Regions from separate parts of the Homo sapiens genome. Here regions 2, 3, 4, 5, 6 and 7 are each linked to region 1. Evidence: chromatin loops called from intact Hi-C (ENCODE). Cell type or tissue: mammary epithelial cell. All regions are shown on one strand. Links, peaks and the distances in the headings refer to the core of each region. The heading gives the core; the rest is flanking DNA. Region 1 overlaps PEX14 (peroxisomal biogenesis factor 14). Region 2 overlaps CASZ1 (castor zinc finger 1). Region 3 overlaps CASZ1 (castor zinc finger 1). Region 4 has its middle 82 kb from the start of CIROZ. Region 5 overlaps PEX14 (peroxisomal biogenesis factor 14). Region 6 holds the start of CASZ1 (castor zinc finger 1). Region 7 has its middle 71 kb from the start of CASZ1.

Evidence for each region. Hi-C counts contacts between places; a loop is a spot of excess contacts. Peaks named below come from ENCODE experiments on the same cell type or tissue, not always from the same donor. Only the 100,000 strongest peaks of a DNase experiment are listed, where the experiment ranks them.
Region 2: a loop joins it to region 1, with 7 times the contacts of the local background. A loop is called at or near these places in 31 of 110 quality-filtered maps.
Region 3: it touches region 1 in a loop (6-fold over the local background); 19 of 110 quality-filtered maps call a loop at or near these places.
Region 4: it touches region 1 in a loop (2.9-fold over the local background); 2 of 110 quality-filtered maps call a loop at or near these places.
Region 5: a loop joins it to region 1, with 3 times the contacts of the local background. A loop is called at or near these places in 11 of 110 quality-filtered maps.
Region 6: it touches region 1 in a loop (10-fold over the local background); 24 of 110 quality-filtered maps call a loop at or near these places.
Region 7: a loop joins it to region 1, with 7 times the contacts of the local background. A loop is called at or near these places in 18 of 110 quality-filtered maps.

The regions. Positions count from the first base shown.
Region 1 is chr1:10,528,299-10,532,665 of GRCh38, reverse strand. All of the region lies in intron 2 of PEX14 (peroxisomal biogenesis factor 14), which reads right to left. Among named protein-coding and RNA genes, the nearest start is that of PEX14, 56 kb to the right of the region's middle. RefSeq lists an enhancer at 3,422-4,367. In mammary epithelial cell, for the core only: a CTCF peak has its summit at 2,214; DNase peaks (open chromatin) are centred at 2,115, 3,875 and 4,125; H3K27ac peaks cover 2,929 bases.
Region 2 is chr1:10,692,501-10,696,867 of GRCh38, reverse strand. It overlaps CASZ1 (castor zinc finger 1), which reads left to right. Exons shown (of 21, transcript NM_001079843.3): 4 at 2,956-2,994. The coding sequence starts at 2,979. Among named protein-coding and RNA genes, the nearest start is that of CASZ1, 100 kb to the left of the region's middle. RefSeq lists silencers at 1,890-1,949, 1,960-2,159, 2,270-2,439, 2,740-2,829. In mammary epithelial cell, for the core only: no CTCF peak of the experiment used is centred there; a DNase peak (open chromatin) is centred at 2,067; H3K4me3 peaks cover 1,531 bases; H3K27ac peaks cover 798 bases.
Region 3 is chr1:10,634,101-10,638,467 of GRCh38, reverse strand. It overlaps CASZ1 (castor zinc finger 1), which reads left to right. Exons shown (of 21, transcript NM_001079843.3): 21 at 1-1,864. Among named protein-coding and RNA genes, the nearest start is that of CASZ1, 160 kb to the left of the region's middle. RefSeq lists an enhancer at 2,546-3,508. In mammary epithelial cell, for the core only: a CTCF peak has its summit at 2,301; DNase peaks (open chromatin) are centred at 2,327, 2,827 and 3,607; H3K4me3 peaks cover 1,017 bases; H3K27ac peaks cover 3,220 bases.
Region 4 is chr1:10,897,475-10,901,841 of GRCh38, reverse strand. No RefSeq gene overlaps it. Among named protein-coding and RNA genes, the nearest start is that of CIROZ, 82 kb to the left of the region's middle. In mammary epithelial cell, for the core only: no CTCF peak of the experiment used is centred there; DNase peaks (open chromatin) are centred at 261, 861, 1,451, 1,791 and 2 weaker places; H3K4me3 peaks cover 1,130 bases; H3K27ac peaks cover 1,994 bases.
Region 5 is chr1:10,597,509-10,601,875 of GRCh38, reverse strand. It overlaps PEX14 (peroxisomal biogenesis factor 14), which reads right to left. Exons shown (of 9, transcript NM_004565.3): 4 at 2,510-2,638. Among named protein-coding and RNA genes, the nearest start is that of PEX14, 120 kb to the right of the region's middle. In mammary epithelial cell, for the core only: no CTCF peak of the experiment used is centred there; DNase peaks (open chromatin) are centred at 2,165 and 2,385; H3K27ac peaks cover 2,069 bases.
Region 6 is chr1:10,794,065-10,798,431 of GRCh38, reverse strand. CASZ1 (castor zinc finger 1) reads left to right here and starts at 1,786. Exons shown (of 21, transcript NM_001079843.3): 1 at 1,786-1,868. In mammary epithelial cell, for the core only: no CTCF peak of the experiment used is centred there; a DNase peak (open chromatin) is centred at 1,741; H3K4me3 peaks cover 2,756 bases.
Region 7 is chr1:10,865,247-10,869,613 of GRCh38, reverse strand. No RefSeq gene overlaps it. Among named protein-coding and RNA genes, the nearest start is that of CASZ1, 71 kb to the right of the region's middle. RefSeq lists an enhancer at 879-1,750 and a silencer at 2,240-2,469. In mammary epithelial cell, for the core only: no CTCF peak of the experiment used is centred there; no DNase peak of the experiment used is centred there; H3K4me3 peaks cover 941 bases.

The DNA.
Region 1 (4,367 bases), core at 289-4,288:
TGTCAAAGATGTAAAACGGAGACAGGAACTTTATTGCACATGTTGTGGGAGTGCAGCAAGCCAGGGAGAATTCTGGCACTAAGCTGCTGATGCCGCCGTCGAAGCTGCTTGCTGGTGAGCCTGTGATAAATATGGAATCAGCGTTCCTTTCCCTTCCTCTTGCACTGAGTTCTTAATGAGTGCACCTCGAATTACCAATAGCTAGTTTAATCAAAATAAAGACAACAAACTCCAAAGAAAACAGACCAGTTTCTCCCCGCCCCCCATCCCTCTGACCCTACCTTCTGTCCCCTTCTCCACCCAAAGCAAAATAAAACAACCCTGCCACCACCAATTCCACAATTTTGGGGAAATTTCATAATTTTCACTATGTGTCACTTAGAGATAAAACTGAGGTGCAAGGAAGAGGAGTAAATTCTTGTCTTTGCAGTCTCATAACAATGGTTACACCGGAGTCACTGGAGTCACTGTCAGCAACTTGGAAAAAAGCGGGGGGGACTTCAGGTTGAAAAACACCTTTAGATCTAAGATGACTGGCCAATTGAGAGAGATTTGTATTTGAGAGAGCAGGATTTGTAACTGTATAAATCAATGGAATACAGTATACTCAGGGGTTATCTACTATGAACTATGTGCTGTTAAATGCATTGTGTAGGGTAAGTAATCCCCAGTGAGAAGAACTGAGGTTCCTGACAGTCCTCACCAAAGAGATGCTTCCTATGTGTTTTCCACTCTCCTACAAAAGACCTGCACATTGTAATCTTCAGAATACACACTTTATTTTCTGCACGAGGGGGACAGGAGGACAGAGCCTGCCTAATAATGAACCTGGGGTTTGAGGGAGCCTTAGCACTTTGCACCTGACATGTAAACCTGATGCATTGTCTCCAGTGACACTTATTTGGAATGCCACCAATTCCAGCACTCCTGTGTACTACATACACATCTATCTCCTAAGATGTGAGCATTCATTAGCCATCTTAAAATATTAAAAATATTCAAAAATTAATGACACTAACAACCAAAGCCAAGTCCTTTTAACCCACAGAGATCACAACTAGAGGGCAAAAGAAAATGACCAATATAATCTACGGGCCCGAAACCCCATTCCAGCGCCGCACTGCTCCACGTGCGCTGCTCAGAAGATTAAATTGCCTGTGAAAGGTTCCTACGTTCATACACTAAAGTAGATACCCAGAATCCTGTTAACAAGCGTTAGACCAAAGCCAACTCGAGTTTTAACAAGGACTGACTTAAAAAGCCAGGCACTGCCAAGAATGAGAGAACCCTCTTCAAACAGAAATGCTGCATTTTAGTAAGAAATCAGTACTCTGTCAGGAGTTCCTTGACAAATATGGTCATCGGCGGCACAGGGAAATAGTTGCAAAGCAGCTGTTAATCAGAGAAACACATCGTAGAACGCTGATGCTAGCACTCGTGAAAAAATGCAACGGGCTAATTATGAAGCTATATATCTCACTAAAGAGGCCGTGTTCCTTGAGATTCCAGGCAGAGCACTCTCGGATCCAGGGTCCTAGGACAACATAATTCTGGTTTTCTACATGCAGGCTCCTCTCTGATCTACCATTCACAATGCCGGGCTCCCTGTTCTTTCTCAAGTCTACACGCTCTCTTTCTAGCTAGGGAACAGGCTGGGGAGGGAAGGAAGCAGCGGCAACCACAAGCCACATTCCACGAACATATCCAAAAGGTGACATATCCTAAACCAGAGTAGAAGAAAAATCTACAAGTATGCAAAAGAAAGCAAGCGTCGGAATTGTCATTCTCAGTGTGGCAGGAGGGCAAATGTGTGTGAGCCTCAATCCAGGATTTCCCCAGCTGCCAAAATGAAAAGAAAGACTAAAAAAGCAGCAGGAATAAACAAAAACTAGAGGCAGTTCTGTGTGCAACCTCAAAGGGAGAAAGAAAGCTTCCAGAAAGCTGCTCTCAGAGTGTGACTGCAACTCAGGGACGCCAAGGGCCCAATAGCCAGGTAAGAGGGGAAAGTTAATATGCAGAGGAAGGCTCGGTCAGCCAAAATTCAATACGCGCCTCTGCAAGGACAAGGAGGAACAGGCTCCCCGAAACCAGACTAGTGGGAGTAGGGGGGAGGGGCCTGCACACTCGGAGTAAAACCACTGGAATGGCAAGAGGGGAATAACCTTGAGGTGGACGAGCCCGCAGGCGGCAGAAGCGCAGAGCCAAAGTGCCCCCTAGCCGGAGCCGGCGGAGGCGCAGGCCGGGGCGGCCGCTCCGCTAACTCGCACAGCCCAAATTAAGTGTTTTCACTCAGGGAAAATGAAATGTTTTGCAAGATGAAACAGAATGAAAATTGAGGTTTTAGGTAATTACTAGTTGGCATTTACATATCACGGGCTGGTTCAACACCTATTCATTTTCCTCTTTTATTTTCAATTTTTAAAAATTGCTCATTAAAAATGAACAGATGACAGTGACAGGAATTTTTTTTGTACTCTTTCCCCTTCTCTGAGGGTTACAAAACCAAGAGGCAATTTTAGCCCATTTATCTATAATTAACGCACACACAAAGGTATGTTTCATGTACATTAAGGGAGGAAAGGAGAAGGGAAAGTCAACAAAAGCCAGGAAGTTCAACAATAAAGACAGTGAGTTGTACTCAGGTAGCCTCCTGCACCTGGGTAAGGAGCTGGCTAGCAAGTGCCCTGGCACTCAAGGAGTTAAAGGAAAGAGCCTCTCTTTCGACTTGGAATTTCCTGGGTTTTGTCACTGTGTCCTTCCCATTGTTGATTTGGGTTACAACACTATACTAATTAAGCTTGTGGGCCCTAATTTCCTTTGTTTTACTTTACTTTCCTCTGTCCTTTTGTTTTTCACATTAAAGAAATAAAATTCCGCTGGTAGAAGTGCACAGGAGTTGACATGATAGAACAGAATATATTTTAAGGCTATTGTGTAAATCTGTATTTAGGGAATTCTAAAGCATGCATTATTGACCCTAGTCTCTCTTAAAACTCATTGATATATGTAGTAAAAGCCTTTATGAAAAGTGGCAACTTCACATGCACAAAAACTACCTTTCAAAGTGAAATATCTCTGCCATTTATTTTTTTTCCCTTGGCCTTAGTTAAAAATATTGCATGAACTGCTTGCCAGAATGTCATTGTTTTGTTATTTGATTAAAGTAGTTCTTCCAGAAATGTATATTGAAATAAAAAGCATCTTAAACCACCACGCACTATTTAATGTCAAGGGACAGTGATCTTAGGGACGTAAGGGTGACTTTGGAGAGGTGTCCGTGTCCAGCCGAGGACTCTGGGTGCCAACTTCCAGCCCAAAGGGCGCTGGTGCAGTGGAGGAGCACAGCTTGAAAAGCAGAGCTGCTGATGCAGCGGGTGACGGTCACCACGCCACAGAAGGAGCTGTGGAGTACACGCCGGCCTGGAAGAAATGAAACCCTTGCTTGTGGGTTGGGAAGATCAAAGTTCCTTTTTAGGAAAGGTTGAGAAGGAAAAGCGTTTTTCTCCTTCAGGGAGAAAGAAAAGCACATTTAAATGCCTTGTCCCCACGCATCCCCACCTGAATTTAGATAGCAGCCCCTCTAATTTTTGATGCAACCAACAAAGCAGTTACCCAAAGAGGGGAGGAAAAAAGGATGACATTTGCCTTTTCCCTGCCTTTGAAATGCAACTGGCAGCAAATTGTTTGAAGTCCTGTTTAGAGAAGAAACTGTAATAGCCTTCATACTGAAAAGAGGAGGAAAATGCCATTATACACGGATCACGGTAGCAGTGACCTCAGCAGAGAAGGCAAACGAGCTGGCTGCAAGTTGGAGGTTTGGCCAGCGTGCCAGGAACGGAAATAAAAGGTTTATGTGCCAGAGACGAGTGGCAAGAGCTGGGTGCTCGATCCCAAGAGATACCAAGGAAAGACAAGTAGTTCAATTCCTTAACATGATGTTTTTCAACAGCTCCTTGACTGCTCCTTCTTCCAGTATCCCCTGGTTTTATATTTTCAATATTCCTCTAATTTCCCTGCACTGTTAAAGAGGAAGCAGAGAGCACCCAGGCTTCGTGTTGTAAAATTAATGAAGGTGTCAAGCTGTTGAGTTAAATCACTCTAAAGGAATGTAATGACTCAGTGTCCAAGATGCTCCCTGAGAGAACTGTGAGCTCACACAGTGACGGTGGCGGGTGACTCCAACACTAAAAATATGTGGCACACAGTCCCCAGCACCTCCCTAATGATAACACTGCCTCTATTTCCTAGTCTCTTTCTCTCCACCACTGGTTGAATTTCATGCTTTCTGAAAGGTATTTCTCCTAACCTCCAGCAGCTTCAGATGCTCAGCAGATGAAACCCTGCTTCAGCTTCCACTTCTTTTGAAG
Region 2 (4,367 bases), core at 271-4,270, 160 kb before region 1:
GGGAAGATGCTTTCCTTTTCCCCTCCACACCTTCCTCATGGGTCAGGCTCTGACCACTATCAGCTGAAGCCCAGGAAGACATTCAGAGCCAGCCAGTGGCTGTGTGGGTCACGTATGCAAGCAGCTCCCCATCTTTGCAGACATCTTCAAATGCACCCAGAAATCACCTCTTCTATCCCTTGCCTCCAGGCTTCCTCCTACACACAGTTGCCCAGATAGGAGAGCAGAGGCTCAGAATTGGGGTGGGGATTGATCACCTGCTGTCACCAGCCAGAGCTGCAAGCCTTTTGTTACGATGCCTTGCTTTGGGGAGTCATTGGGAGCAGCACCCAGAGGCATGTGTATACCCCACAGCGGTCCTGGACACAGATGCCCTCTCTGAGATCCCATGTCGGGAGCAGAGGCACACAGTCCTCTGTGCTGGGTGCCCGGTACGGGCAGTCATACTCCCAGGCTTAGACTTGGGGTAGTTCTGTTCCCTTATTCAGGGTTTTGGGGCCAGGGGCAGCTCAGTAAGGTTTCTAGGCCTCTCCAGCTGCTGTTCCTATGTAGGGATGGGTTGGGGAATCACAGAGCCAATGAGGCTGTGTGACGGCCAGGAGTGGGGACTGCCAGGAAGGCAGTGGGAAGGGCAGTGGAGTAGGGGAGGGATGCCCAACTCCCTGAGAGGCCATTTAGAACTATAGAGCAAGCAGGAAAAAAGGAGAAAAATGAGGGGAAAGTAGGAGAAAGAGTAGATTGTTAACTCCCTGATGTCTTTGCCCCAAGGCCTCCCTGGCCCCTCCCTTTGCAAAATAGAAATATTGCAAAAATAGGCCAGCGCCATGTTGCTGGATGCTGTCCAAAGACCAGGGAAGCCTGGGCCCTGCTCCCCTCCCCTCATCTGAAGGCAGTGTGGCCCCTCCTGAAAGAGGAGCGCTGGGAGAGGCGAGGAGGGCAGCAGGGTAGGTGAAGAAGGGACGGAGAACCAGGTCCTTCCTTAGCAAGGCTGCCCAAGGCCCTGCTCACCCCACCGTCTCTTTCCTTGAGGCCCTCTGGGCCGGATGCGTCACTTAAGTCACCAACATATAAGGACTCTCAAAATATATGGCTGCAGCAGGGACATCTGGGGATGTCCCATGGTGCACGGTTCATGGAGGGGAGAACCCTCAAACTGCCTTCTCTGGCAGAAAAGAAAGAGGAGCACGGGCAGCACAAAGCGCCTGGCTGGCCATGGGCTGGCAGGAAATGAGGTTCCACGTTGAAGGGGACAGGCCTGGAGACGGCGTGGGGCGGGGGGGGGGGGGGTGGCGGGGAGGGGAGGAGGAGCCGGGATGGGCCTCAGACTCCCTGGTTGAGGGTGCCTGTGCTCTACTGAGCGCCCTTCCTAGGGCAGCGGCCAGAGGGGCAAGGCAGGGAGGAAGCGCAAGTGATGGCCGGGATCATGGGTCGGGGGCTGTGGGGAAAGTGGGGCGCCGATCTCCATTCGTCTGGCTGCGGGGCGGATGGCCCAACTTTGAGGGAGGAGTGGGCAGAAAGACCGGAAGACCGGGGAGGCTCTGGGAGGACACTTGGACCCGTTTTAAGGGCAAAACCAAAGCAACGCCGAGGAAACCCCACTGCGTGTCCCAGGCCGGCGCTCCTGGGGCCCAGGGCCGGGGACGCGCGGGGTGCGGGGGCGCGCGGGCCTGACTGCGCCCTGCCCCGCCTCGCCCCGCGCTCCTGTTCCTCCAGCTCCAGAAGCCGCCAGTGCTGTGAGGGGAACACGAAATCCCTGTGCTACCCCAGGAGCCCCGAGCCCGCAGGCAGCGGGCAGGGGAGCAGGGAAGCGCGCGGCCTGGCGGGCGCGGCCCCGCGGCGCCTCACACCTGCGCCCGCCCTCGCGGAAAAGTTAGCGCGGCCGCGCGGGTCGTGGGGCAGGCGCGCGCGGCGGCCGTCGGTCGCGCTCGCGGGGCCCGAGCGGCCGCTGGCAGCATGCGAGCGCGCGCGCGGCCGCCGGCGGCCGGCAAGAGTGGGCGCGTGCCCGCGGGCGCCTTACTCGGGCCGCGTTCCCCGCCCCGCGCCGGGTCCCCTCCCGCCAGCCCTGAGCGCAAGTCCCCGCCTCCTCCTCCCGGAGCCAGAGGTTTGGGGAATCGCAGAGCCAATGGAGCCGGCCGCCCTGCCAGTGCGGCGCGGGCGCGCGCGGCGGGGGCGCGCGGCGGGGGCGCGAGCGAGCGCGAGCCCATTCACTCCGGCACCGGGCGGCGGGCGGCGGGCGGGCGCACCGGGCGGCGGCGGCGGCGGCGGCGGCGGCGGCGGCGGCGGGGCCGCGCTCTGCTCTTTCACCTGCCGGGGCCGGCGCGGGCCGGGCCGAGGAGGCGGCGCCGCGGCCGCCCTGCCAATCACCGCGGCGCCTGGCAGCGCCCCCGGCCGCGCCCGCCCGCCCGCTCCCTCCTGCCAAACTGTTACCCTGAGTGTTACCGGCAGGAGCAATGACATCAGGGCTTTAAAACAACTTGTTATTCGGGGAGTAATCAGTTGCAATTAGGCATTAATTAAGTATTATGAAAGTTGATTATTTAAGTGAATTCGGCTTTCGACTCTCCGACTATGGTGAGTACCGGGCGCGGGCGGGGGAGGCCCGGGGGCCGCGGTCTCGGGCGGCGACCCGGGCGCGGGGCGCGGTCGGCGGGACGGGGGCGCCCCTGGGCCTCGCGGATCCCCCGGCCAGGGCCCCCAAGCCGGGGCCGCGCCGGCCGAGAGTTGCTGCCTTAGTTGGAGAAACTCAGGCGGCGCGGACCCGCGGGCGCGTGCGGGGCCGAGCGTGAGAAGCGGGCGGCGCGGAGGAGAAAGTTTCTCCGCCGCGGCCTCGGCGCCCGCCCGGGACGGGCCGCTCCTGCGGGGCGGGGGACAAGCAGGGCGGGCGGCCGGGGTCCCGCGAGACGCTAACCCCGTGTTTCTTCTCTCCCGGTCTTCCCCTGGTGGCGTTCTGCGAAGAGTTTGGGACCAAGGAGAAGAGAATGGATCTTGGAACAGGTACCGGCCGGTGGGAACGCAGGGGCGGCTCTTTCACTTTTCTTTCGCTTCTTTTACGGAAGTTCTTATTTTTAGCCCAATGAGGTGGCGGCGGGGCCGGGTGGGGGCCGGGAGGGTCGGGCGGCTGCCTCCCGGCGTCCCGGCCTCGGGATCGGCGACTTCTGAGGCTGTTGTTGTTGTTATTTGCCACTTGCTTAGAGGCTGTGACTAATGTGATGCTTGTCATTATGAAAGAACCGAGAGGAGCAGGAGCTGGGGGGCACCCAGAGAGAGGATTTAGGGGGTTTTTGTGGGGTTTTTGTTCTCCGTGTTTTTTGTATGGCTTCGTGTTTTTTTTCTGTGTGTGTGCCTTTTTTTTTTTTTTTTTTTTTTTTTTGTTCTCTGCAAAGATCTTTGTGTGTCTGGCTCTGGGGTGTGTGTTTTTATTTTTTTAGTGGGGGGTGGTTTAGTTTTTGAAAGCAGCGTCCTGTTGGGAAAGGTGGTTAGTCTGGTTTCGGGGCGACTGTCTCAAGGTAAAGGAATTTAATTTATTTGGGACAAGGCTGTGTCGGATGATCAAGCTGCTTATTATGGCTAATGAGTATTTTTCACCTGAGAATCTGTGGGATGAGGTGGCTGTTATCAGTTCAAAGTGAGGGGCCCCGGACTGTCTCCCACCTGCCTCTTTAGCCCCCACCCTAGGGGTGGTGATGGACCAGACAGACTACTCAACGTAGGCATCTGGGTTTGGGGGCCTCCTGTGGGACAAGGCCGGGGGCTCCAGGAGGCCTGGTGCTCACCTGGGGCAGTTTATCCTGATATTTTGGTGTTTTCTTGGGTTTAATCTAATTCTTTCCAGTGTTTTTGCCTTCAGCTCTTGCGGGCTTCCCATGGGCCCTGGCTATTGAAACCAAATTTTGACCAGGACCCTCACGTGCTAGGTTGACAAAAGCAGCTGTCTTCTTAAATGTTTTAAAAGAAACAAGCAGCCCGATCATTCATTGAGACTGATCTCTGAACTCTCCTGGTTCATTGATGGGATAGGTGATACTGGTGGCTGTTAGCGTTGTTGTTTATAATAGGCCCAAGTTCACAGCATCGGCCCTTGGGACCCATGAGCTGATATCTGACCTTCTAAAGGTCAGTGGGCAGAGAGACCGGAGGCAGCCCTGAGGGGATGAGGATGGGTGGCACGGTGGCCGGTGAAGAAGGGCCTGTGTTTGTTGGGGGGAGGTGTCATTTGCAGAGTTTGAGGACTGTGTGACACCAGGTGTGATCTTGGCTGGTCTGACGTGGAGGGCCTGGGGACCTCTGCGCCCGGGAAGGGTGTGACACCCCCTGCTGGGCAAAGTGGTAAAGGTGTCTAAGGCCAAGGCTGCCACCCTGCCCCTCCC
Region 3 (4,367 bases), core at 271-4,270, 110 kb before region 1:
GGGCAGAAGGCAGTCAGCACGGGTGACACTACAGGGACCGTGGAGGAAGCCTCACGGGAGTAGCAGCCGCGGAGCTCCAGCTCAGCCCCACCCCAGGGCCCGGCTGCTCCCCCAGGCCTGGGTCGGGTCTGTTTGGCGACTCCCTGGCCCCAGCCTCCGCCCCAGGGAAACCGAGGCTGCGTCCAAAACCCAGAGTAGCCCGCTGGGGGCCGGGGCGGGGTCTCGGCCACCCTGGTGGTGCAAACAGGAAGGATGCGCCTGGTTTTGGCTTTAATGTTCAAAATGGAAAAAAATACAAGAAAGTTGTACAGTATTTTTCCTGTAAAGGTTATTATTCTACATAGAACAAAAAGGAAGAAAGCAGGCGTGGTGAGAGTGCAGACCCGCCTGGGCCCGGCCTGAGGTTGGAGGCTCAGTCCCGTTTATCCTGTGGGATTTGGTCCAGGGTTTTTGTAGAGGCCTTAACTGTTTGAGGCTGTCTGTCTTCACAATAGCACTGATGGGAGCTGCGTGATTCCAACTCTTAACTTGAATTTTGTAGAGACAAGAAAAAAGGACTATTACTGTTGATCCAAGTTTGTAGTTAATTTAACATTTGAGTTCTCTCTTGGTGATGCGTGTGGCTTTATAGGGCTTTTTTTTTTTTCCAGTTTGTTTTATTACTTTGTTTGGGATGCTTCTTCGCTGGTGCAGTCTACCCAGATTGGGTTCCCTTTGCAAAACATCCCCCTTCCTGGAGATGATGATGCCATCGAAGCCCGGGCCAGGGCCTGACCTGGCAGGCACACACCTGGCCAGTGGCTCTGAGGTCCCCGGGGACCGAGTCCCCTGCGAGGGCAGGCTGCCCGAGGCCACACCTGCCCACCTTCCCTACTCCAGGCCACCAGCTGGTGTCAGATTGGGCCACCGGGAGAGAACAGGCCTAGGAGGGAATGGAAGGCTGGCGGGGAGGCTGTCATCCAGAAGCCTCCTCCCCAGAGGTCTCCAGGAGGAACCTGGCTCAACTGGGGGGCAGTGGTTTACTTTTCCCTTTTTTCTTCCTTTCTTTTGTCCTCTCAGCTGCCCACAGCCAGAAAGCCAGGACCACCCGAACTGGACAGGGAGCAGGGAGGGAGGAGTGGTCGCACGGAGCGTACCTGATTCAACAGGAAATCAGTTATTTTCTAAAACAGCCCCTACCAGAGCCTCCTGAACTCTGTGGGCACCACGTGCTGCTGTGAGCATCTGCCCAGACAGTGACCCGCCACAGGCCCCGGGCGTCTGTGGAAGGAGTTTTGTAAAGGAAAAAAAAACACACACACACAAACATTTTTTCAATGTAGCAAAATCAAACTTAAAAAAAAAAAAGAAGAAAAGAAGAAGATGCCGACAGTGCGGAGTCTAGCCTTTTGTAAACTTCATATTGCACACTAGGACTATAAGCCATTGCTAGCTCATTTTGAATTTTAACGTGTAATTTTTGTTTTATTTTCTTTCTGTGGGGAAACAATGCTTGATCCACCAATGCTCTTTTTAATGTTTTATAACTATGTATGTGTATATATATAAATATCAAATAATATGTATGCACATATGTGTGTGTATATATCTATATGTATATACATATATAGATATATAGAGATATATAGAGAGGTTTTGAGACAAAAAAAATACAGAACGTGAAACCCGAGCTGAACAGCGTGTGCTCTGATTACTTGAATCTGGTCTCCTCGGCACCTGGTTATTAAGAACTGAATATTTTTCCACTTGAATTTAGTGCTATTAGAAATTTAATATATGTGTTTTATTTATTTGATTTTTTTTTTTTTTTTTGCATGACTGATGCAAGGTTTGACATTTTCACTCAATAAAAACTGGAAAAAAATCTATCAAGTTATCTTTTATTCTTAAAATCGCCCCCAATCGGCTGGCCATGACCCAGCTACACCGGTGGGGTGACGGGAGGAGTTGGGCACCCTTCGACCCTGGCAGGAAAAGCGGGGAACAGACCAGTTTTGTCCCCGGGCTGCTGGGGACAGAGGTAGGGGGCTCATTCCTGGCCTGGCCAGAAGGGTAGCCTCCTCCCCAGCCCTGCTTGAAGCCCCCACTTGGGGCTCAGGAGCCATCTTTGGGCAGAGCCATTTGACACCAAGGCCTGGGTCGTCGGACAAAGGCCCTGCAGCCTCCCAGGACCCCCACCCCAGCCAACCCTCTCCTCTCCTGGGCTGCTGGGCCGGCGTTGGCAGGGCCACCCTCCTGCCTCCTCCCTCGGCTCCTTCCTCCTTCCTGCAGGGACCTGCCCGGGCTGGGAACGGCGCGTACCCGGATCCAATCCGGATGCTGGCGCGACTCCTGCCTGGAGCACAGGGTGGCAGAGCCAGAAGGGGCCGATAATTCCTGGGTCCGTAGCCACCAGCCCAGAGCCTGAGCTGCCAGCCCTGGTGGCACCGTGGTTGGCTCCCTCGGAAGCACAGTGGCCGGAGTGTCCACCAGACCTAGCCTGGAGTACAGGCCTCCCAGGCGCTCCGAGAGTTTGTCTTGACACTTCCAACTGATGGCCGGCTCCTCACGACACCACATCGTGAGAATCACCTTGGCAGCCCCTCCCTGAGCTGGACTCCAGGTGGCCGGAGCTTCCTGGGACCTTGGGGAGGGGATGTGTGCGGGATCTGCCACATTCTTCCACGCTGAGGAGTCTTACCGGCTCATCACACCCCAGCCACAGGGATGTCACAACCACTTGCCCGATGAGGAAACAGGCAGACTTGGGGGCTGGAGAGGTTCGGTTATCGCAGCACGCTTCTCCCTCACTGAGCCTGGCACCAGCCGGCCAGGCACCAGGCACCAGGGACCAGGGACGGCAGGGGAGTGGCCTCAGCCCACAGCGCCCAGGCCTGTGTCATTTCCCACCGCAGAAGTGCGTCTCCAGCCCAGCCCCGGCGCGCGGGCACTCCCTTTCTTCTTTCCTCCTGGAATGCAGCCCACAGGCTATTTACATAAATATGTTTGTAACAGACATGAAAATATATACTTTTTTCTGTCTTATTAAAATGTTCAAGTTGGAACTCGCCTATTGTTTGCGGATATCTTGATTCTGTTAAATAAAACAGTGACTAATTTATGGGATAAAACACAAGTTCAACAAATTAAAACCATTATTGGAGCTTCCCAGGCCCTGGTGGGCCTCCCGTGGGGCCTGAAGCGAGGCAGGGAGCCAAGCCCTGAGCAGCCGGTGGGTGGGTGGTGCAGCCACAGAGCTCCCTCTAGGCTCCGGCACAGTGGGCAGCTCTCTGGGGCAGCACTGACTCCTGGGGCCCAGGGGAGGGAGAATGGGGACTCAGGGTGGTTTGCTGACCTTGGCCAGACCCCAAAACTGCCCCCTGGTCTTCTGGGCCTGGATGGACCACACCCAGGGTCAACCAACCTCACGACAAGCAGGGCCCCGAGTCCAGCCCAAGGAAGGGGAACGGGGACTCGGGGACCTCTCAGAGGCATCTCAAGGCCTCAGGACGCTGCACCCAGGCCAGCCCATGATGCCACATCCCAGGCCCCGCCCCAGAGGGTGGAGAGAAGCTCGTACCCCCACCAGGCATGTGTTGCCCACTCTGAGACCGCCCCCAAGAGCCGGGAGGGGGCCTGCAGCTGCGGGTTGGGATGGGCCCAGGTCCCACGGCACTCCCTGTGGCTTGTTGGACTCAGTAGGAAATGCAGTAAAGCATGCTTTCCTTCTGGGATTTAATTAGCTGTGGTGTGTGATGCTCCTACACCCAAACTGGGGCAAATTCAAGTGTTTTGCAACCTCCTGGAAAGGGCCAGAACCCGCCGCACAGGCTCAGGGCTGAGCTCAGGGGCCTGCCCACCTCCCACGGACCTGGCCCAGCAGGGGCGCCACCAGCAACCTGAGTCACCCGTGGGCGCCGGGCCTTGGCGCTCACGAAGCGGCCTTGCCCCAGCCTGGACATGGCGACAGGCAGCCCCCTTTCTGGGCAGCATACCAGGCCACTGGGCAAAGGCCAGCTGCCCATCCACTGTCACGGGAGGTGGCCCTGGCCCCACAGGTAGCGTTGGTCTAGGACCAGGGCTGGCAGCAGTGCCCTCTGAAGGGCTGGAATCCCAGAGCCTTGTCTGAGAATGAAGCAGCCAGGCCCCGGCCATCCTTGCTGGGAGGTGCCTCCGCACCCTCTGGGGCAGGTCAGGGAGGAATCGGCAGCTCCCAGGGGGCCCACAGCCAGCGCTGGAGCAGCTGGACCCAGTGGCTTGGCCTCCAGTAAGCCCCATGCCCCACACCACTGGAAGGAGGCAGGGATCCCCAAGAAAGAACCTCGCTGCCCGGAGCCTCCCTGAGGCTGGCTCCTCCCCCTGGGGCTATAACGCATCTGGATGCCAAG
Region 4 (4,367 bases), core at 209-4,208, 370 kb before region 1:
CAGGGCCCCCAGGGAAGCCACATGCCTGGGCCCCAGGGGTGCTGGTCAGCGGTGGGGACACCTCACAGACCCGGCAGGGTCCAGGGCTCCCACAAGTCAACCTGGGCCAGACCCCACCACCTCGGGGTCCTTGGGTTCTCGGAGTGGGGTGGGGACCAGGCTCCAGCGTGGGCAGAAGCGGGAGGCGGTTCCTGGTGACTCAGAACTTGCTTTTGTCCCTCTGTGAGATTCACAGGGAAAAAACAAAGCACCGGGCAATTAACCGGAGCAAGTCGGGTGAGTGGGGAGGGACAGGCAGGCCCAGAGGCCCCCACTCTGACACCTCACCCACCTGGCAATTGGGAGGGCCCCACCCCGGGGTCAGGAGCACTCACGTGACCAGGGTGCCAGGGCCCCTGGGGGGCGGGGCCTGAGCTCTGCCCCTCACCCCAAATGGGCCCTGCCCCCTCACCCTCATCTGGCCTCCTTCCAGCTACCCACACACGTATGCCCTCTCCCTGCCGCCTCATCCTCCCATGCCTAGGGGCTCCGCTCCTTTCCAGGACCAGTGCCACTTCCACACTTGTGTGCCCGGAACTTCCGGCTCTGCACACACGTCTGTGCCGCTGCCCCCCACTCCCCAGCGTGTGCCCGGGCCTCACGTGTGTGCCCAACTTGCTGCCAGCCCAGCACTGAGTCAGGGCGTGCCTGCCCGCCTCTGGCACCCGGAGTAGACGAGTAGACGGGTGGGTTTGTTTTTCCCTGTGTGTTTTGGGTTCAGGAAAAAAAAATCCACAAACGAGCTCTCCCTAAGGCGCTTTTCCCTTCATTTTTCTGCCCAGGTGTCTCTAAAGGGAACTTCATTGTCTGTTTCAAATTCATTTGCACTTAACTCATCTAGAAGTTTTGCAAGAGCTGTTTGAAGTCCAAGGAGCCCTGAGCACCCTCTCCACCTCTCCCCACCCTTGTAATGAGCCCTTTAACCCTTAGAGACCCAGAGCTGCCTCTGGGCCTGAGTCAAAGGCTCTGCTGTCCCCTCCCCTCCTGCGCGTGGGAGCGAGCTTAGGACTGGGTAGGAGGCGGGAGTGGCATGGGGTGGGTGAGGCTCTGTCCAGCTTGCCCCCTCCTCTGGAACACACACCTACCTGGGCATCTCTCAGTGCCCCCCTCCACAGTGGCCTCAGGCTCCACTGGGTGCAGGGCCCAGCTGTTGGGGCTTTGAGCCTCCCCTACTAATTAATGGGTGCCTGCAAGGGCTGACCCAATCAGCCCCCAAATTAATCTCAATTATAGCGATTTGGTAACTGCAGCGCTAGCCAGCCTGATTGAGCCGGGATTTCATCACCTGAGAATGGTGAGCCGGAACCCAGACAGCTCAGCCTCGATGTTATTGGCAGGGGGCGGAATTGTGGGCGGGGGGAGCTGGGTGGGGCTCTGGGGCCCCGGGCAGCCCAGCCTTTATCACCACCATCAAATTATTTCATGCCAGCTAATACTCACATTGGCAGCCCGGCCTGCCATCCCCGCCACACACACCCCCGTCCCAGGTACTGGGGAAGGTGGAGGAGGCTCTGGGTGGATCTCGGGCTGCCTCTCCAGGTCCCCTGAGCTCACAGCCTGGAGGGGAGGCTGCTGAGCCCAGTGGAGCCCAGAGAGGTTAGGCTCTGGAACTCCAAAGTTGGGCAAAGGTCCACGCTCTAGACCCCGAGATCCAGCTGGGCTGCCTCCCCCAGGACTGCGAGGCCGGGAGGCAGACGTGGGCAGATGACTCTGGTGCGCTGGCAGTTCCCTGCGGTTTCCAAAGCCCTTTCCCATCCAGTAGCACTGGTTTGCTCCCTGCAACATCCCCACGGGGCAGGGCAGGGCTATTAACTCCATTTTACAGAGGGGGAGGTGGAGGCCCAGGGAAGAGGCAGGGCTTGCTCAACGTGTCAGTACAGGAGCCAGGGCTCTACCAGGCCGCAGGACTCCCAGTGCAGTGCTCTTCCCACGAGAACACATCAACTGGGAGATGTTCTCCTGCCCCCAACTTCAGCACCCCCACATCCCCATCACACACCCAGCGCCTCCTCTTCCTCCTCCTCCTCCCTGCGCTCTAACTGCCCCAACGTGTTGCCATTTGCTCATTCATTCAGGCAGCCCGACTTCTCCAAGACTCAGTTTCCTCATCTGCAAAATGGGGTGAAAATCATTACATCTGCTCCCCCACTGACCCCCCACAGGACCCTTCCTTCCTTCCTTCCTTTCTTCCTTCCTCCCTCCCTTCCTCCCTTTCTCTCTCTCTCTCTTTGAGACAGTCTTGCTCTTGTCACCCAGACCGGAGTGCAGTGATGCGATCTCAGTTCACTGCAACCTCTGCCTCCCGGATTCAGGGGATTCTCCTACCTCAGCCTCCTGAGTAGCTGTGATTACAGGCGTGTGCCATCGCGCATGGCTAATTTTTGTATTTTTAGTAGAGACAGGGTTTCACCATGTTGGCAAGTCTCATCTCAAAGTCCTGACCTCAAGTGATCCGCCCCCTCAGCCTCCCAAAGTGCTGGGATTACAGGTATGAGCCACCGCGCCCGGCCCCCTACAGGGTATTTTCTATGTCCTAAAGCCTTCTTTGAGTGTGAGGCTTCAATTATTGTTTTTACGAAGAGTCATGGTGGCAGCAGAGGGTACCAGAGACCTGGCAGCTCCTGGTCTGTTCCCCAGCCATGGGGCATGTTCATGTGGACAGAAGGAGAGCGGGAGGGCCGCCTCCCTGGGGTCAGGCAATGGCTCTCTATGGTGGAATCCAGGCAGCCGAGGCCAATTGAGGGAGGAAGTCTTTGGGACCCTTGCTCATCACCCTGGCCCACCCCCACCGCCAGTCAAGACCCCTGCATCATAACATTCCAGCTCCTGGAGGACTGTGAAGTCTTTGGTCACCTCCCCCTGAACCCACGAATGAATGAATCAGGTCATACATCCTGTGGAAGAGATGGAAGAGACACTTAACACAGCTCAAGCTACTTCCACACGCCCTCCTGCTACTTCCTTCCACCCTGGCCTCTGGGGGGCTCCTCTGTCTCCAAGGCCCTGTCTGCTGCACCCTTGGCAGTAGCCCCGGGGTAACTCCCACCACCCCGCCCTCTCAGCCCTGGGCCTGGTTGGCCAGCTGGGAAGGGGTCCAGAGGTCAGGATGGGATTCTCTCGGTAGTGCTTTGCCAGGCCCCCAGCATCACCAGTGAGCCGGGGCAGCACTCAAGAGCTGTCACCCTGCAAGGGAGCCAGGGCCCTGCGAGGCCTCCTGCCGGCCCCCACTTCCCGCAAACAGTGGCAGGATGATTGATTTTGCGGGAAGAGCAGCCCCAAGGGTGGGGGCGGGGAGCCGGGGCGCCAGGGGATCCTCACTCCATTTGCTTGTGGCTGTGAGTCAAGGCCAGGTCCCTCTGGGCAGGGTGTGAGGTGTTCCCCGCTGTGCCTGCTGTGGGAGGGCAGGGAGGGCCTTATGGGGCTTTCCTACAGCAGGTCCAGGGCCCTGGGGTCTGACAGCCCTTGAGGGGGCCCTCTGACCCCTGGGACTCCTGGTCACCCCGTTAGAGGATGTGGCTGGTGTGGCTCACCCCAGGGAACATGAGTCCTCCCTCACTTAGTCTGAATTCTGCAGCTGGGCTGGGGATGCGGAAGGGCAGGGAGAGGCTGTATCCTGGGCTGAGCTGGCCCCAGTCTGCCTGGGACTCCTGCCCTACGGCCAGGCCTGCCGAACTCCCTCGGGACCTGAGGGGGAAGGAGGGAGCTCTGAGCCATTCGAGAGTCATGGGTACATATGCCCAAAGACAGACAGACAGACACACACACACACACACACACACACACTCGCCAGGATTCACAGGTCTCAGGGTCAGGTCCTCAAGGCCTCATACCCACAAACATGAGCACCTCACACAGGGCCATGGTGTCCTGGAAACGCGCTAATATGAGTGGACTCCAAGCAAACCCCGCTCCATGCGGCTGCCCCAGCAGTGGACACAAAGACAGCGACACCTTCAACAACAGGGAAGGAGGGTTTTCTTGTCTCCTGTTCCTATTGGAGAGACAGGCAAACTGAAACCCAAGAAGAGAAAATGATTCAGACCCTGGGTGAGTTGGCAGCAGTGAGCAAGTCCCAAGAGGTCACCTGGATTCAGGATGCTCCGGAAAAACAGGCCAGAGCCCTCTCCGTTTGTCACATTTTTCCCCAAGCTTTTGGGCCTGGCACAGGTGCGTGTGTAGTGGTGGTGGAGGCGTGGGGGGTGGGGAAGCAGCTTTTTCTAGCATTGCCCGAGAAGGGGATGACTTCCGCCTGGATTGAGAATCATGGAGGACTTCTTGGAGGAAGGGATGGCAGGTGTTCTTCATGAGGGAGGAGGAGGAGGCAAGCA
Region 5 (4,367 bases), core at 241-4,240, 69 kb before region 1:
GCCGCTGCCTATCCTCAACAAATCCCATTACACGGCTGGGCCCAGGGACACAACTAAAGAAAAAGTGTGGAGACTCAGCCTTTGGTTAAAAAGAAGCACATAAAGTCAGCTTAGGACCCAAAGCAACTACAATGGATTGGAAAAAATGCTGGCCAGGAAGGAGAAAGGAGCCCCAAGCTGACAAGTCACAGGTGCTAACCCAGTAGCCCAAATACAGGACAAGGCTCACCACTGAAGCTCTGCAACCTGCAGTGGGTCACCCATGCAAGGCACTGACAGATTGACACACTTGAGCACACACTCCCTGGCCTCCCCCATTCAGCCTTCTGTGGACAGCCAAAGGAGGAGATCTCTAAATAAGATCCGTAACACAGACAGCAGATTCCAACCCACTGGCTGGCCCTTCAGCAAGTCCGGAGAAGAGAAGGCCTTTTTGGCTCTACTGCCAAGATCACACCTGCCTAGCTGCAGCTGAGCTGGATGAAAACAGTGCTGAGGTGAGGGAAAGAAGGCAGCTTCAGACCAGGTGCTGGGGGATCAAAACGAATCTGTCATTTTAAAATATGCCTTTTAAAATCTGATATCTAACACTTTTTTTTTTTTTTTTTTTTTTGAGACAGAGTCTTGCTCTTGTCACCCAAGCTGGAGTGCAATGGCATGATCTCAGCTCATTGCAACCTCCACCTCCTCGGTTCAAGCGATTCTCCTGCCTCAGCCTCCTGAGTAGCTGGGATTACAAGCACCCGCCACCATGCCCAGCTAATTTTTGTATTTTTATTAGAGACAGGGTTTTGCCACATTGGCCAGGCTGGTCTCCAACTCCTGACCTCAAGTGATCCGCCCGCCTTGGCCTCCCAAAGTGCTGGGATTACAGGCGTGAGCCACCGCGCCCGGCCTGTCTGTTTTTTTGAGATGGAGTTTTGCTCTTGTTGCCCAGGGTGGTCTCGAACTCCTGACCTCATGATCCACCCGCCTCGGCCTCCCAAAGTGCTGGGATTACAGGCGGGAGCCACTGCGCCCGGCCTTAAAATCTGATATCTAACAGTTTTAAATCATTTTTTGCAAAAATAAAACTTCTGAGAATAACAATTATAGAAAAGGCATTTTGAGAGATCACAGATCCAGTATTGAGTTTCTTTATTTTATTTTATTTTTTTTGAGACAGAGTCTCACTCTGTCACCTAGGCTGGAGTGCAGCGGCGTGATCTCGGCTCACTGCAACTTCCACCTCCTGGGTTTAAGTGATTCTCCTGCCTCAGCCCCCTAAGGAGCTGGGATTACAGGCGTGTGCCACCACGCCCGGCTAATTTTTTGTATTTTTAGTAGAGACACGGTTTCACCACGTTGGCCAGGCTGGTCTCGAACTCCTGACCTCAAGTGATCCGCCTGCCTTGGCCTCTCAAAGTGTTGGGATTACAGATGTGAGCCACTGCACCCTGCCTGTTTGTTTTTTTGAGGCAGAGTTTCGCTCTTGTTGCCCAGTCTGGAGTGCAGTGGCACGATCTCGGCTCACTGCAACCTCCACCTCCCGGGTTCAAGCAATTCTCCTTCCTCAGCCTCCTGAGTAGCAGGGATTACAGGCGCCTGCCACCACATCTGGCTAATTTTTTGTATTTTTAGTAGAGACAGGGTTTCATCATGTTGGCCGGGCTGGTCTCGAACTCCTGACCTCAGGTGATCCACCCGCCTCAGCCTCCCAAAGTGCAGGGATTAGAGGCGTGAGCCAACGTGCCCGGCCCAATGCTGAGTTTCATTAAAGAAACAAAATGGAGCTATTTTCCATAACTTTGTAGTCAATTTTAGCCTTTTTAAACTTTTTATAAGTGATTTCAAGGAGGGCTTCTGGCTGCATTTTGGAGGTATGCATTTATAACTTGTTTGAAGAAACTTTATTCCTATAGTAGCTTTCATTTAAGACAACGAAAGACCCCTCATGGGTCATGATCTCGTATAATTAAAAGAAACATTCAAAAAGGAACTTCATGTTTTAACCTGAAATTCCCTAACAGACCGCTACTACATAAACGTACAAAGTATAGCCAGGACAAGGGAGGGAGGGAAATGGAGGCTGACCTAAACTTACAAATATTAACTTAAAAAAATAGAAGTGGGAGACAGGTTATTGCAGTGAGCAAACAAGAATGCACCCATGAGTCAGATGGTCACGCTGTTTTTAGTGAAACAGTAACATTCAAAAGCACTGGTATGAGGAGATGGGAACAGAATCAATAAATAGTTGTACAGGTTTTCTGCATGTAACCAAAATACCTGAAACAACAATAAAATCATTTATTCTGATCCCTTGTCTCTTCTTAAACCTTTGTCACATACTTTAAAAAGTTTGTCTAGAAGACTGGGGTGTGTCACATTCCTTGGGAAAAACCCAAGAGCTTTCTGCTGCTCCCAGTTTCTCCTGGTTTGCTAAGTCTGGGAGATACAGAACACTGCCCTTTGGCCAGAGTCCTGAATCCCAATCAAGGTTAAGCAGGAGTTTGAGCGGGTGACTTACTGTATGGCTGAGATATGAGGTGAGGGGGCTGGACAGGAACCACCTGTGTGGCTGGGCCCAAGGACGAAGGCTCATCGGCAGCAGTGCCCGACTGCTGGAAGGCCATATCAATCTCTTCATCTGTCAGCCCTGGGGAGAAGAGGACATCATTGCAGGTGAGTACCTTTTGTCAGTGTCCATAGCTGCAACAGAATCTTCACTGAGCAAAGACCTTTACAGCCACAGAATGCCTCGCATCCTAGTAAGTTGCCTCCCCGATTTCAGATTCTCCGGAACCTCTCTCAGTTGCAATTTAACCTTAAGCGACAGAATATTAGCCTCAACACTGCTTCCAAATGTGGCTCATTCAATTTCCTTAATTTATCCTTGAGTTTATTGCTGCTTTTGAAGTCGCTCGGTACTGCAATTCTCCATTCTTCCCCCGAAAACAGATACCATCAACTGCAAATGTGGCTCATTTTAATCTGTAATGGTGTTAAAAAAAAAAGAGGGGAAAAAACTAACAATAATGCACGAAAACAGACAGGGAAACAAAAAACTAATTATTGGGTGAGACGACTAATTAGTCTAGATCGTTTCTGAAGACGGGAATAATTTGCTTTATTTTATGACAAATGCAGAAATAAAAAGAAAAATCAGGACTGACTGTGATTAGTATGAATGGGATATAGAATGTAAAGAAGAAAATAAAACAAGAAAACAGATCAAAACAAGGCCAGGCCCAAACTTTCAGATGATTATTATTCTAGCCTATCACACGCTGCCTGTATCGCCTTTGGCTAGTTTTTCTTTTCCCTTCTTGAAATCCTCCCGACACTCTAAACCACACCATACATGGGACATCAGGAAGTGGCAGGGCGCCATCTGCAGTGGCTATGCCATGTGGAGAGGATTTGCCCACAGAAGAATAAAAGGCAAATGAAAACCCATGAAGGCCGCATTTCCAGTGGGGACACAGCTGGGATATTTCCACCGGGTCTGAGCCAATTTGGGACACTGACTCTTGGGAGGAGGAAGAGAGCCCCATCCAACCCAAAGAACAGAATGAAATGTGGCGCTCAAGTATGAAAGGAGCGGTCACACGGGGCCAGCTCAGGAAGTAGCTGTGTGTACAAAGGCACTCCAGCTGCTGAGAGTGGGAAAAGCAGGTGGGAGGTCACTGTTAGTCTGCAAAAGACCACTCGGCCAGCCCTTGCTGTTCCAGGAATCCCAACATCCAAGCGAGCCGCAACACAGAGCTTTTAAACTACAGCCGAGAGCTTTTCCACATCTGGTCGGCAGCTCTCCATTAGAGGCCCACAGCATGGTATATTTGCCCCTGGGGGTAGATGAAGTACAAGGAGGTTCTGAGGATCAGCATCTTCAAAAGGATGGTGCCTCATACTCCATGCCTAGGGGCTAATAGATGGTGCACATTAATGCTTTAAAGCACAGCTCCGCCCTGCACCATACTGGCATATGAGTTGACTGCAGCCACCCCTCAAACTTTTCATGCCCTACCACAGCTAGTCAAAGGAAAATGCCCGAACTTTTCTAAACAGCCCTGGACTCTTTTTTCCCTTCTCTGTGCTGAGGAGTTGAGGACTATCCCCATTTAAAACTGCAGCTGTTCCCCTCTTTACCCTCTTCACACAGTGGAGCTGGCCAAGGGCAGGCACAGCCTCACCACTGGGAAGTCTGAAGAGCCACCGGGTTGCCCTGATAGCACCATGCTCTCAACAGATTGGTGGGCTGGATGAAAATGCTTCCAGGGTTCACAGCGCATCACGTACCACCTTCCAAAGACAAAAGCTGAAGGTCAGTAGAGTGGAGCTAGAGAGGGGGTGCTTGCTGCAAAGGGACTGCTTTACCCATAATT
Region 6 (4,367 bases), core at 175-4,174, 270 kb before region 1:
CCAGTCAATTATTGGGATAAGGAGGGGGGAAAACAAAATGAACCCGAAACATGTGTCTAATGTCTAAATCTGGCTTTCCTGTGTGGACAGATCCTGAATGGACCCCCAGAACTATTCCAGGAAGTGAGGAGCTGGTTTTTTGAGCTGGTTTCTTCCCCAGTCCATCTAACACAAGCAAATATCACTGAGTATCTAAGGAGTGTGGGATGGCTCAGCTTCCTCTCCCAAATTTGTTGGCTTTATTAGGGCACAGGGCAAATCCTGGCCTCCTCAGGGCCAGAGGGCCATCATGTCTCCAGTCTGTGTCCATATGCTTCTGGACAATTAACTTCCAGTTTAAGGCAGGACATGGGAATGCATCCCGGAAGATGCTTGTCTTAGACAATCATCATACAGGGTTTTGGGTCGTTTCTCTGGTCCTGAGAGGCTTTCCTGACACCTTGCAGATTAGGCTCCAAATACTACCAGCCTGCAACAATGTTTACCAGCCTGTGGCATTGCCTCTTAGTTTAATGCATTCTGTTGAGCAGGGCTTGAAGCTGTGGGTCATACTTTGAATTTATATTCATTTATTCCACAAATCATTGATCTATTTCGTTTACTGTTATGGTCAGTTTCTCACTTATCTCATCATCTGGGTGTTTTCAGTTTCTTTCATGCCTCTCGATATTTCCATCCCACGCTTATGCTGAAGGGAAAAGCAGCTCAGGCCTGGAATGAGGGGTGCGCTTGCTGAGAAAGGCAAGACCAGAGCTACAGGGCCTCAGCACTGAAGCTGACTACTAGGCTCAGCTGGTGTGGCCACCTCAAACCAACTGGGAAATGGGAAGTCTGGGTATGGGAGAAAAGGGGGTTTCTTCAATAAAGTATGAAAGTGCCCCTCAAAAGGCCCTTCCCCCCCATCTGGGGGCAAGGGGATTATCTCTCGCAAGACACTGCTTTGTTTTGTTTTGTCAGAAATGAGGTCTAGCTATGTTGCCCAAGCTGGTCTCGAACTCCTGGGCTCAACCGATGCTCCTGCCTCGGCCTCCCAAAGTGCTGGGATTACAGGCGTAAACCACCATGCCGGCCCCCAAGACACTTTTTAGCCTATTGCCTTGGTTTATTTTCTTCATGGATACTTTCACTCTCTGAAATAACATTATCCACTTGTTTTAATGTGTATTATCTGCCCCCCCCCCAGCCCCTCCATGTAAGGTTCATTCTGCACGGCCTATCTTGCTCACTTAAGGATTTATTTCTTGCACAATAGATTGAATGAAAAACTCCCTTGCAAAGAATAAGTGCAAAGCAGATATCAAACAGTGAGAACATTTCGTTCCTTTGGGTTCCACAGTTCTAACATTCTAACTTGCAAAAAAGAGCCAGTTCTTCTGTCGAAAGTGGGAACCGAACTCGGGCTCTCTCGGGGTTCAGAACAGGTGGAAAGTAACCCCCCCCCCCATCCCTTCTCTCTTTTCCCCTAGCCTCAACTCAACTCAGCTGGGGGGGGGTGTAGAAGCCTCTGGACCTGCAAAAGGGGGCCGAGCGCTCAGATGCTCCTCCGCAGGCCGTGCGACTCGCCGCGCGCACACGCTGAGCTCAGCCCGGGCGGTGGGTGGGAAGGATCCGGGAGGGGCAGGTCTGGGGGTGTGAGGGTGGAGCGGAGCCCGGCCCCGCGATCCGGCCCGGGTTTTGCATGCCACCCACTCGCCCGCCCGGCCGCGGAGAATTCCATAATCACAGCGGGCGAGAGCGGAGACTGGGAGCGAAAAATCCGGGATCCGGCAACTTTGGGCAGCGCATGCGCGCCCGCGGCGCTCCATCCCAAACACACACACATTTTTCCCCCGGACTTGGAAAGTCACCCAAAGCCGCCCCAAGTGCAGGTAAGAGACTCGGCGCTCCCTCCGCCGCGGCCCCCCCACGTCCCCCAGCTCCGCGGGCCTCCCGGGGCGCCTCCCCGTCTCTCCCCCTGTCCCGGTGCACCCCCCCCACCCCCGGGGCTGCCGCTTGCAGCAGGGAGCGGGCGAGCGAGCGAGCGAGCGAGCCAGCCAGCCAGCCTGCGATCGGCGGCTGCCACCCAACTCCGGCCGTGCGGAGGCAGGGGGCACGGAGGGCTGGCACCCGGGCGCGGGGCGGCGCGTTGCCTGCCGTGGCCAGGGGAATGCCCGGCGCGCGGCTCCGGGGGAGGGGAGGGCTGCTCCTCCTGGGGGTCGCTTACTCCAACTGAGGGGGTGGCGGGGTAGGGGAGAAGAGAGGGAGGTGCCAGGCGCGAGCACAGGACTTTGCAAATAGGGTGGGGGCGCCCCACGCGCTGTGGGCTCCCGGGGGGGCAGGTGATCTCCAATACCGGGTAATCACTCCTTCCCCTTAAACCCCCACCCCACCCCACCCCCCAGCAGCAGAGGGGTCGTGCGCTCTCCAGGGCAGAGAAGGAGGCGGGGTGAGGGGTGCCTGGGGTGACTTTGCAAGACTTTGCCCATGGGAAGGGGTGGGTGGGGAACCCCTCCAGCCGGCTCTTGTGCCCGGATACCGGGTGTAGGTGCTGCCAGCAGAGGTAGGCAGTGTTCGCTTAGGCGCGGGGTGCCAAAGGGTATCCCCCATAGGAAATCGAAGGCAAGAGATTTCTTAGATGGGGGGAGCGGCGCCCCCTTTTTCATCTGTGCCTGGGAAGTTTATCTCAAGTGCGCTGCTCCAGGCGCGGCAAGTGGCGTTCCTCACTCCCTTCCCCACCCCACCCCCTGCCTCCCCAGCTGAAGGGCTGGCAACACAGGGCACGGGGAGCCGGGGCATCGGCCCAGAGCTGCCCGGCTGTCGGCTGGAGCCCGCCTGGGTCCCGGGGAAAGTTCGGGCGAGTTGTTGCCGGCTGTTGTGTGCGCCAGAAGAGAAGTTGCGCCCGGGGACGTGGGACGCTGGGCTGGCGGGCTAGCGGGCTGGTAGAGTGGTGCGCTCCGGGGGGGCTCTGCAGCGTGGGAGAGGGTCGGTCGGGGTCTGTTCCCCCAGGGTGGGCTGAGGGTGACCTCGGAGCTCAACAATTGGGGAGGAGGAGCCCTGAATCCAAGGGCACAGGGCTGAAATAGGCACCTGGTGAAGGACAGAGAAAAAAGTAGTTTGTGGGGGCGCAGGGAACACCAAAGGGAGAGAGCCGGTTTCCCGGTCACTTAGGGTCCGGCTTAACGGCAAAGGAGAGCGTGGTGACTGACGGAGGAGCGTCGGGGAGCGGGGATCCAGGGGGCGCGCGGGAATGGGGGATCGGGCCAGACCGAGTCAGGGATCTCCCGGGGCAGGGGGCCGATTCGTGCGCCCGGGGTGAGCCGGACGGGCGGAGCGGCGGCCGGTTTATTTTTACTCGGTGGCATTTGCAGAATGTGCAGCTGATGGCCGTCGGCCGCCAGGAAGTTTTGCTTTCTGTTCTTTCTCTCTCTTTCCGAAGCCAGCACTGCCGGGAGCTGGCGGGCCGGGCAGCCGGGTCTGGAAGGGGAGGGGGCGGCCGCCGGGGTGGCGAGGTGCGGGCAGAGGCGCGCTGGGGCCGCTGGCGGGGGCTGGCCGGGCGCGGGCGGGCGGGCGGTTGCTGGGCCGCTGCGGAGCGTTTGGGCGAATGTCTGTCCCCGGCGCTGGAAGCTCCTCCGCGAAGGGAACAGGTGTATGCGCCGTCAATCACGGCTGGAGGGACACTTTGGGGGCGTAGATTAAGATAATAATAATAGATTTTTCTCTAAGGGGTGGGCGCAGATTCTTCTTCCAAGTCATCCCCGACCCGGGTCCGGAGTTGGGGGAGGCTAGTGGAGCGCTGAGGGAGGCAGGGGACCCCCTCTTCCTCCACACAAGTTCCTCTGCCCCAGCTTCAGCTTGGAAAGCCGGCTCTGGGCGCGGCGAGGACCTCCTTCCAGCCACGCTGGCTACGGTGCGGGTGCGGGTGCGTGCCCACCGGAAAAGCGGCAGTAGCGCCTCTCCTGAGTATGGAGCTCCCCCAAACCTGGATCACTGGGCCACGGGGCGGAGTGTGCGTTTCTGACCGAGTGGAGTGTGGGGGTGCGGCCCTCATTGTGCGTAGTTGTCCCGCCGACACCCGGTACACTCAGGGGGTGGCGAGGGGGAAAAGGCCCTGGTAGTCGCGGGGCAAAGTTAGTAAATTTAGGACGTCTCCGAGCTGGTACAGGCGCGCGGTGAGAGCGCACGAGGGGACTGGAAAACAGATCGCCGGATAATCTTGGTGTCCCCCCGCCCAACCCACGACGCGCGCGCGCGCGCACACACACACACACACACACACGCATACACATACAAACACGCACACACACGCGCACACACACACGTCGCCGTCCTAAAGGGAGCTGTCCCGGCTGAGCAGGAGCAGCTGCGCCGGGCATGGGGAGGGGGGTAGT
Region 7 (4,367 bases), core at 248-4,247, 340 kb before region 1:
AGGCTTCTGAGCCTCCAGGCTGAACTGAATACTCCTGTGTCTGGCTCCTAAAAGGCAAGGAGCCCACCTGTCTCCCCCAGCTCTCATTTCACGCATTCTACGGAAAAGTGAGCATCCTCCCTCCCCTTTAAGAGAGCTGGGGCTGAATCTGGCCCAATGCTGGCTCCAGAGCCTGTACAGCCAAGGTGGGCACTGCTGATGACAAGTGTAGCTGGCAGGCGTGAGACCACCCGAGTGGGCACTGGGCCCCCATCATATCCTTTGGTCTACCCAGAGGGCATCTGCAGCTTCTACTGACAGTTCCCGTCACTCCAACTCAAGTTCCCCAAGGACATCTCTCTGGCCATAGGAGCAAGCTTGGCCCCCTGTGACTTTCAACCAATGACAGATGACAGTTAGTGGATAAATAAGTACCTCCTCCCCGCTCCCAACACCTCTTGGGACAGTCTGGAGCGGAGATCCGCAGGCTCTGCAGGGTCCCCAGGTGAGCTGAGGACCGGCCACCCACACAGGAACTGGCCTGTGACACGGCTTCCTGCATTTTGCCTCCCCTCTCTCTTACCGTTTTCTTTGGGGATCACGCCCAAATAAAGGAGGGGTGAGACCCCCAACTTACTAACAAGAATTATCTTAGCAGACAGAATTATCTTGGGCCGTCCTGCGGGACTCTACACATCCCTCCTCTCTTCTGGCCCATGCACCCCCCTGGGACACAGGTAGAGTTTTTATTTCCAGTTTACAGATGAAGGAACAGAGAGGTAAGACTCCTTGGTCAAGGTAACAGAGCCAAGCAAAAGGCACATAGGGGCTGGAATCCAGGCCTCGCCTGAAGGAGCAAGATTCCAGGGCAAAGGTTGCTAATGGTTGTCAGATATCATCACCTTAAACCGTTGTTTCCTTAAGAGCCAAACGATTTGGGAAACTCTTGTGGGAACCACGTGTTTGCATGTGTGGCCCACTTCATGCATTTGCCTTGCCAGTCTAGGCCCAGGGCAATTGAGTTTGCAACTCATTTTTAGTGACGCAGACCAACTGCTGCTCCAATGGGGAGGGCTTGTAGCCCAGCGCAAGGTTTGAATCTGATCTCCTGGACATGGGGTCCGGGACACAAAGCAGCGTCTGGGTGGGGGGATGGAGTTCCTCTGCCCAGCTCCACGCCTCTTGGCTCATCTCTGAGCAGCTGTGTGATCTTTGGCCCATGGCCGCACCTCTCTGGGCCTTGCTTTCCTCATCTGTAATATGGGGCTTGCAATCTGAATGTGTGGAGTGTTGCTGGGACGAGAGATCTCAACACGAGCCAGCATCTCAGCAGATGCTCAACAAATGGCCCTGGGTCCCCAGCCCCTGTGATGGTTGTTTCTGCCTTCTGGCTTATTAAGGCTGGGCAGGGAGTCAGGGCACAGCAGGAACCACGGGGGATGGAAGGGGGGTGTCATTAGAATCTGTTCTCAGTGAGGAGAGGCCATGAGGCCGAGAGGCTGGCCCAGCTCCCCAGGGGCCTGCGTGATTGGGAGCTAAAGCAGCTGCCTGAAAGAGGCCTCTGCTCTCCTCATTACCTGCCTGTTAGCAGGACTGGCAGGCTTGAAGAACAGGCGACTGCGTGCAGGCTGATCCCCAGAGAACACAGGCATCTTAGGGGACACTCCAAGCCCGGCGGGGGCCTGCTCTTGGTCATCGCTCCCCCCACCGTGTCCTCTACCACCCAAGCAGATCGTCTGCAGCCAAGAAGATCCAATCCTCCCACCAAGAAGACCCCAGGAAGACACTTCCCGGACCCTTATTCTAAAACCACACAGACCCATCTATACACAGTGGGCTTTCCCGTATTTCATTTGAACTTAAAAAAAAAAGCCTTCATATCTCAACGTTGTAAATATTCTGCAGAAACTTGGAAACTCTTATGAAATTGTTTGTACTCATTTTTATAAACGAATGAAATCTCCTTCTCTGCTCTGTCCTTCCGAGCCTGTCCTTCTCTGAGGCTGCAAGTCCTGGTCCAGAAGCCCTGGGGTGAGGGTGAGACGGAATGGGGGGGTCCTGGTCCCCACTGCACCGCGAACCCGGGAGCACAAGAAGGGGCTCTGGCTTGGGCTCTGTGCAGCCTCCCCCGCCTCCCCAAACTCATTCCTCGGTCTTGGCGTGAGTAGGAGGCTGCTCCCCTGACGTGGAGGGTGGGGGAGGAGGGCCTGGCCGGGTCGGGGTTGAGGCGGGGATAGAGGCAGGAGCTCCCTCCCGGGTGGGCAGGGACACGTGCGGGTCCTGGGTCCGGCCGGGTTCGGGCGCGGCGGGGCCGTCCCCGCGCCGCCCGCGGCCGCCGGTAGGGGGCGCCTTGGTCATGCATTATTCATCGCCGGCGCCCGCCCGCCCGCGCCTCCCTCACGGCCCCCGCGCGGGCTGCGGGCTGCGCCGCGGAGCGGGAGCGCGGAGCCTTCACAATATTGTGGCAGCTCCGCGAGTGACGGATCCGGGGAGGCGGGGGCGCGCAGCCTCGAGCGGCTGCGGGGGCGGCGGGGGTTGGGAGGGGTCCCGGGGTGGGGGCGAGGCTGGGTCACCCGGCCTCGAAGCGGGCTCAGGCGGGGGGCTGGCCGAGCGGAGGGCGGAGGCTGCAGCGTCCGTCTGTCCGTCCTCCATCGAGTCAGCTGGGGCAGAGGGAGCATTGGCTCAGCGTGAGGGGCGGGGGATGTGATGGGGAGCAAGGTAGGCGCGGCCCCATCGTTCTCAAACTTACATTCAAAGGTTGCGGGGGTGGGATGCCGATCCAAAGCATGTAAACAGACAAGGAAGATAATTCCAGGCGAGCGCTCTGCAGAAAATAAAACTCGGCTGGGGCTGTTCGGATGGCCAGGGAGGTGACGTTTGTGCAGAGACACTACTGGCAAAGAGGGGCCTGACCTTGGCCAGTCCCTGGGCCACTGGAGTTTCTCTCTGCCCGGCCCCTGGCCTTCTAAAGGTGCTGTAAAAGTCAGCACCCCAAAACCTACACACATCCTGAGAAGCAAGGAGGAGGGTCTTGGGGAGACCCTGCTGCGGGCTGAGGCCCTGAGATGGGGTTCCTGCCCAGCCTTCTTCTGGTTACAGCAGCCAGTAAGCTCTGGGGCCCTGGGCACTGGACATCAGAAGGGTCAGGTTCAAGGTGCCCCCCCTCCCCACTCCTGCACGGGGCGCTGGGCTGGGGAAACTTGGGATCCTGGAGTCTGAGCAGCTCAGCCCCTGGTGGGGGGCTTGGTCCCTCGGCCTCCCAGCCCTCAGCTCCAGGGCCGGGGCTGGTGGGGGGGCAGGTGGGGGGGCAGGTTGGGGGGCAGGTGGAGGGCGTGGGCTCAGGGTCACAAGCATCGGATTTCCTTTCACTTGTACAAAGACTCATTGACGCCTGAGCACATCAATATCCTTAATGACAGTGAGAGGAGCTGGGACTCCAGACGGCCCAGCCCGAGCCCCCCACCCCGCCTCCGCCTCTCCTGTCCTCTCCCCTCCCGGCTCACTCTTCCTTCCTCCTTCTCTCCTGATTCATGTCCCCTCTCTCCTTCTCACTCTCTCTCTCCTTGTTCCGTTCCTCTCCCCTCTCTCTCCCTCACTCCTGCTTGCCTCTCTCCTTTCCTCTCCCCTCCTCTCCCTTGGGTCCTGGTATCTTTCCTCTTCTTTTCTTTCTTTCCTTTTTCTCTCAGCTGTCTCCTCTCCTCTCTTCTCTCCCCTCCCCTCCTTTCCTTCTTCTCTCCCCATTCCCAGGACCTCACAGCTCTTGGGCATTCACAAACTTTCACCCAGCGAGCTGGAGGCTCCAGTGGGCAGCCCCTCTGTCTGTCTGTCTGTCTGTCTGTCTGTCTGTCTGTCTGTCCTGGCCAAGGCAGGCTTACACAGTGGGGCCCTGGGAGAGGCTGCTCCGCTCTCAATCCCGCAACCGCGGTCCCGGAGGGCCCTGGGCTTCTGCCTTTCCCGCGGGCCCCAGGCTACTCTGGGAAATGAAAATGGCAAGTTTGGGTGCGGGGCACCATGGGTGAGGAGAGAGTTTTGGGGAGGATTTTCTGTTTTGTATTTTTTATGACCATATATAATTTCGCATTTCTCCCCTCAGCCTCTGCCTCCTTGGCTCCCAGATGTGTCCCACATTGAAGAATTATCTCTCCTCCCTAGAGTGAAATAAATGCAATCAATATGAGTATTGCTCTCAGGGCCTTGAAATATTACATTAATGTTCCATGTGGTGACATTTTAGCTGGAATTTTCAAATACATTATGATGGTTCAAATTAATATTTATCAGATCAGCTTTTATATTTTGCAAAAGAGAGAGAGAGGGAGAGAGGGAGAGAGAGAAAAGGAAAGACAGAGAGAGCATTATTAAAATACGAAATGCAGATCAAGTCTAAA